Linked DNA regions of Mus musculus: region 2 is linked to region 1. Evidence: chromatin loops called from intact Hi-C (ENCODE). Cell type or tissue: heart. All regions are shown on one strand. Each heading gives the region's core, and the rest is flanking DNA. Links, peaks and the distances in the headings are about the cores only.

Region 1 (2,815 bases), core at 26-2,525:
ATGTGCGTGGGTAATTACGGTGCTGAGCAGGTACCATTGGGCCTCCCTGGTTTTGCTTAGAGTTCTAGATAGACACTGTCCAGACCACACGTGTTTCCCACCTATGTTCTGCATTAGTAAAGCTAGGCAGGAATAGATGGTGCAGATGCCAGTGAGTGGAGGGGCGTGGCTTCCACACGAAGTGTTTCTTATGCTGTGTGTACTGGCTGGTTTTGTGTGTCAACTTGACATGAGCTGGAGCTATCACAAAGAAGCCTCCCTTGAGGAAATGCCTCCGTGAGATCCAGCTGTAAGGCATTTTCTTAATTAGTGATCAAGGGCAGAGGGCCCATTGTGGGTGGGACCATCCCTGGGTTGGTAGTCCTGGGTTTTATAAGAAAGCAAGCTGAGCAAGCCAGGGGAAGTAGTGCAGTAAGCAGCATCCCTCCATGACCTCTGCATCAGCTCCTGCCTCCAAGTTCCTGCCCTGTGCGAGTTCCTATTCTGACTTCCTTTGGTGATGAATAGTAATGTGGGAGTATAAACTGAATAAACCCTTTTCTCCCCAAATTGCTTCTTGGTCACGATGTTTGTACAGGAATATAGACTCTAAGACACTGACCAACACCTTCCTTCATCGAGCCCTTACATCCTACCCAGGCCCAGAGCCTGAGTTCATCTCAGCTACTGTTTCCTGCAGAGCCATTACTCTCTTTAGATTCCCTTCAGAGATAAGTGGCTCCCAGTAGCCTCCTGACCCATTGCTTTGAGTATAGAAGAGTAGGTAGGCTCTGGAAAGGGAAGTGGCTTGCTGAGGGTCAGGCGAGCTGAGGCCCTTGTGATGCTAAGCCCTGGGCTCACAATGTCTCACTCATTAATGTTCTGCTTTTGAAAAATTGATTTTTTTAAAAAATTATGAGTGTTTAGCTTGCCTGTGTGTCTGAACACAACACGTGTGTCTGGTACCCACAGAGGCCAGAAGAGGGCGTTAAATTTGGTCCCTGGGAACTAGAGTTACACTCTGTTGTGAGCCATCATGTGTGTTCTGGAGACTGAACCTGGATCCTGCGCAAGAGGAGTCAGTAATCTTAACAGTTGAGCATCTCAGCCGCTCGCTAAAGGTTTCTGTCACAGCAACACTTCAAGCCTAGGCTGAGCATTGGACCAAATTTCTCTTTTGTGATTGGCCTGCTTTAGGGTGAGTGCTGACTGTGTGGGACAAAGAGAACCGATTTCTGAGTGTTCTTCCTCTTGTGGAACTTGGAGACCATAAGTCCCTTTACAAATATATAAGACAATAAAATGATGGCTTTGAGACTCTCTAAAGGGGGGGGGAGGAGGAGGAGGAGGGGGGGAGGAGGAGGTGGTGAATGACCGTGGAAAAACTTAGCTTTTCTTCTAACGTGTTCAAATCACGTTTTCTATAGGCAGTACTGTGAGCACTTGACACTCTTCAGCCACAGACTAACACACAGGGTTACCACTCCTCATTTCCACCCAATGCCTAGGTTATTAGGTGTGTTTTCACAGTGACACCAAGAGGAAGACATGCCTAGTGGTGTCCTGCTGCCCCCTGCTGGAAGTTCTTGACATAAGCTGGGATACTGTGGCCCAAGATGACCAACCATGATTTCCTCATTCCTAGGGTTAGTTGCATAATGAGCCAAAAGTGGTGACAATGCCCTCTACTACAAATGCCTCATCTTGCACAACCTGGTCCCATAGACATACACGAATTATTTGGGGCAGGGATAGGTTTGCCACAGCATACATGAAGACAACTTTGTGGAGTTGGTTCTTCCATCCTTTTGTAGGTTCCAGTATTGAACTCTGGTAGGTTCAATGTTGAACTCAAGTCCACAGGCTTACAACGTAAGTGGCTTCACGCACTATTCTCTTGGTGGCTCTACTGGTTTGGTTTGTTGGGGCATGACCTCAGTCTATAGCTCAGACTTTCCTTAGAACTATGTAGCCCAGGCTGGTCTTGAACTCACCTAAGTCCTCTTCCCAACCTCGAGTGCTGGGATTCCAGGTGTGCATTACCATGCCAGGATCAGATCTCATAATTTAAAAATTATAAAGCAAGCACTTTACTGACTGGTCTGACCACTTGGCTTTTGTATTTTATTGATTGTCTTGAATGATTTTTTTTTTCTAACTAAAAAAATTCTTACGGAACAAAATAGGAGATAGGAAAAAAAAAAGTTTTTGCATCTAAGTTAGAACCTTTGAATTTTAGGTCCCAAGACAAAACCGTCTTGTTCTGGTATGTAGGGATGGAGACCTGGCAGATCTAGCAGGGGTTCCCTTCTACAGAGACCATTTGTGTCCTGTGCAGTCACAATGCTCCTTCCCCTGGGCAGGGTGCTTTCCTGCCATGGCACTGACAGTCACAGATGTTGCTGCCTTGCTTTCTTCCCTAGCACCAGATTTCCTCTGCAACTGCTGCTTTCTTCCCTTGGTTCTGTACACTTCGAGGGGACAAAAGCGTTTTAAGGCAAAAACCCTCACTCCAGGATCTCCATGGACTAGGTTAGACAACCACTTATGATCTGTCCATCAAATGGATGGGCACTGAAGGACGGAGAAGGGAACTTTTTTTTTTTTTTTTTTTGAGACAGGGTTTCTCTGTGTAGCCCTGGATGTCCTGGAACTCACTTTGTAGACCAGGTTGGCCTTAAAATCAGAAATCCGCCTGCCTCTGCCTCCCAAGTGCTGGGATTAAAGGCGTGCGCCACCATGCCTAGCTGGGAACTTTTTTTTGTTTAAGACAGTCTTGCATTGTAGCCCTCCAATTTGCTGACTAAGCCTCTAAGTGCTGCCAGGGTGAGCTGCT
Region 2 (2,815 bases), core at 73-2,572, 130 kb before region 1:
GTTAGTTGGTAGGAAAGCAGGGAGGAGAAACAGGAGCATAGGAGGTAGAGAGAGGCCAAGGAAGCTATGCCGGAAGGCTGAGGGAGGGAGAAGGTAGCAGGTGGCGTCTTCTCCCTTGATGATGTCCCTCCTCAGGCAGCAAATGGGTACTCTCCGGTGCTGCCATCCCCAAGACATAGATCCTGGGAAAGCCACAAAAGCAGCAGTCAGTGTGAAGCCCCTGTGACAGCACAGGCCTTCTATCTGGAACTCTGACAGAGGAGCCTGGTGTCCACTCAATGATGCTTCACTGAACCTCTGCTCCATGATGGAGGCTTAGCAGTGGCCACACACACACACACACACACACACACACACACACACACACACGATAAATATAAATACATCCATCATCTGTCTTTTTAAATGTTAATTGTGCCCTCGTGTCTGTCTGACGTCTGGTCCTCTCGAAAGGTATTTTTGTTATTATTTGTTCTTAATTGTTCATTGTGGAAGGCAATGCTTTAATAAAATATATTTGGTGGATAGTGTCCTTTCTTGTGTTGGGAGGCTCGCAGTAGTGAGTCTCACATATCCCAGGCTGGCTTCGAACATTTTACACAGCAGGAGATGACCTGAAATTTCTGTTCTTCCTACCTCTGCCTCACCAGAGCTGTCTCTGCATCGCTAGTGTGGGGTTTACAGGTGTGTGCCACCATGCCTGGTGTATGTGGTTGGTAGGGATGATACTGGGTATATCAGGGCTTCATGCATGCCAGGCAAGCACCCTCGAAAACAAGCCAGTCCTAGTTCCTAGCACAAGTCTCATTTCATGTTTAAAGATTTTTTCTTTTAATTTTAAAGTAGGTGTAGATGTTTTATTTTTTTTTTTATTTTATATGTGCAGATGTAGTTGGCTTTGAGGGTCAGAGGCATCAGACCCCCGAGAGCTGGAGTCAAGGCAGATGTGAGCTGCCTGATTCTGATTCGGATGCTGAGAGCTCAGGTGCTCAGTACATATTGCCTACTGCCGAACTGCAGGAGCAGTAAGTACTCTTCACTGCTGAGCCATCTCCCTGGCTCCCCCTTGAGTCTCATTTTAAACAGAAAATGTGACTTGACACCCTGGAGTGACCTGCCCGACATTTGCTACCTTCACCAGGGATTTTCCATCACCCAAGACAACATTTTAACATGTCGTAGACCATGTTGGCTTCTATCCCTCAAACACAACTCCATGACAAGTGTCCAGGCCGAGGGATCCCAGTCTTGGATCCAGGGATTGGCCAGGCCATCCCAGTGGAGGCTGACTTATTCTGAGCACCTATATTGGTAAACTGTGCAATTTTAGCTTGTTGAGAGTGTTTGTTTTGGCGATGGAAAGCGGATTAACGTAGATGGGACCCAGACGTTCAGATACCAGCACATTCAAGAAAAAAAAAAATTATCTGAATAGATCAGGAAACCATTCCTCCCTCTGGCGGGGTTTTCCTAACCACACCTTCTACCCTAAGCACTCTGGTGAGGTACAGCTTCCCTCCGTTCTAGCTTATTGCCACAGGCCAGCAAATTTCATGGTCAGTAGATGGCGCTGTCTCCTATAATTTGCGGGAAAGTGCGACTAGCGCTATTCTTTCATAGAGGCTTCTTTCTGACTGCTGACTTCCTTGCTTGCTTTCTTGCTTTTTTTTTTTTTTTTTTTGCTTGTTGTTTGTTTGAGAACAGGGTCTTACTTGGGAACATCACAGCCAAGTATAATCATTGACTTTATTTTTTAAGCGGGATAGGGGGCAGGGGAGAGGGGAAGATTGCGCACGCGCATGCATGTGAGCGCATGCTCCAGTACCCCAGCATGCATGTGAAGGTCAGAGCACTTGTTTGGGGACTCAGTTGTCTCTTTCCACTGTGAACTTAAGGTATTAAACTCATAATTTTCAGACTTTCCAGGCAAGTACTTCTGCCCATTGAGCCGTGTTTGGGCCCTTAGTCAGAATGAACGCAGTTGTGGGGATCAAACTCAGGCCTTCACATGCTAAACAAACACTGCACAACTGAGCTGCGGCCCCAACCCACTTTGTAGTTGTTGTGTTTTTATTCTTGTTTTTAGCCAGGGTCTTACTATATCAACTGTGGTATCCTGCCACTTTCCATGCATGTTCAGGCTGGTCTTGAACCTGTGATAGATAAGTCCTACCTCTAACTCTAGTTGTTGGGATGTCAGGCGTGTACCTAGACTACAACTAGAGTGCCTGGCTTGGCTGGATTCTGTTGAAATATTTGCATCCTTTTTACTTGGGCATTAGAGAGCCTTCAGTGTCTCCTTTATTGGTCTTCTACTATAACTGAGTGTTCTTGGTGCTACGGGTTGAAGCTGGTGCGTCAGCCATTTTCACGAAGCTCTAACTCCATTGTGGGGCTACATCCCCAGTACTGAGCAATGTCACTGTCGCATCAGTGGTACTGAGTACAACCGTGTAGATAATAAACAGTTTGTTTGTTGGGCAGTGGTAGCGCACACCTTTAATCCCAGCACTCGGGAGGCAGAGGCAGGCAGATTTCTGAGTTCAAGGCCAGCCTGGTCTACAAAGTGAGTCCCAGGACAGCCAGGGCTATACAGAGAAACCCTGTCTCAAAAAACCAAAATAAATAAATAAATAAATAAATAAATAAAAACTATTTCATTTAGTGGTAATTTAAAAAGAGACATAAAGTTATTTACATGGAAAAATCCTTCAGTTAAGAAAACAAAAGGCTCCCAGTGCGAAGTTTCTGTCTTTCATCAGTTTTTATGAGGTGAGCAAGGGCTGCTGGGGCTTTTCATCAGTTTTTATGAGGT

What was found. Peaks named below come from ENCODE experiments on the same cell type or tissue, not always from the same donor. Only the 100,000 strongest peaks of a DNase experiment are listed, where the experiment ranks them.
Region 2: it touches region 1 in a loop (7-fold over the local background); 40 of 42 quality-filtered maps call a loop at or near these places.

The regions. Positions count from the first base shown.
Region 1 is chr16:33,949,484-33,952,298 of GRCm38, forward strand. No RefSeq gene overlaps it. Among named protein-coding and RNA genes, the nearest start is that of Umps, 16 kb to the right of the region's middle. In heart, for the core only: CTCF peaks have their summits at 914 (motif pointing right) and 1,564 (motif pointing left); a DNase peak (open chromatin) is centred at 1,558.
Region 2 is chr16:33,819,405-33,822,219 of GRCm38, forward strand. Muc13 (mucin 13, epithelial transmembrane) reads left to right here. Exons shown (of 12, transcript NM_001382834.1): 12 at 1-525. Among named protein-coding and RNA genes, the nearest start is that of Itgb5, 8.9 kb to the right of the region's middle. In heart, for the core only: a CTCF peak has its summit at 1,561 (motif pointing right); a DNase peak (open chromatin) is centred at 1,567; H3K27me3 peaks cover 568 bases.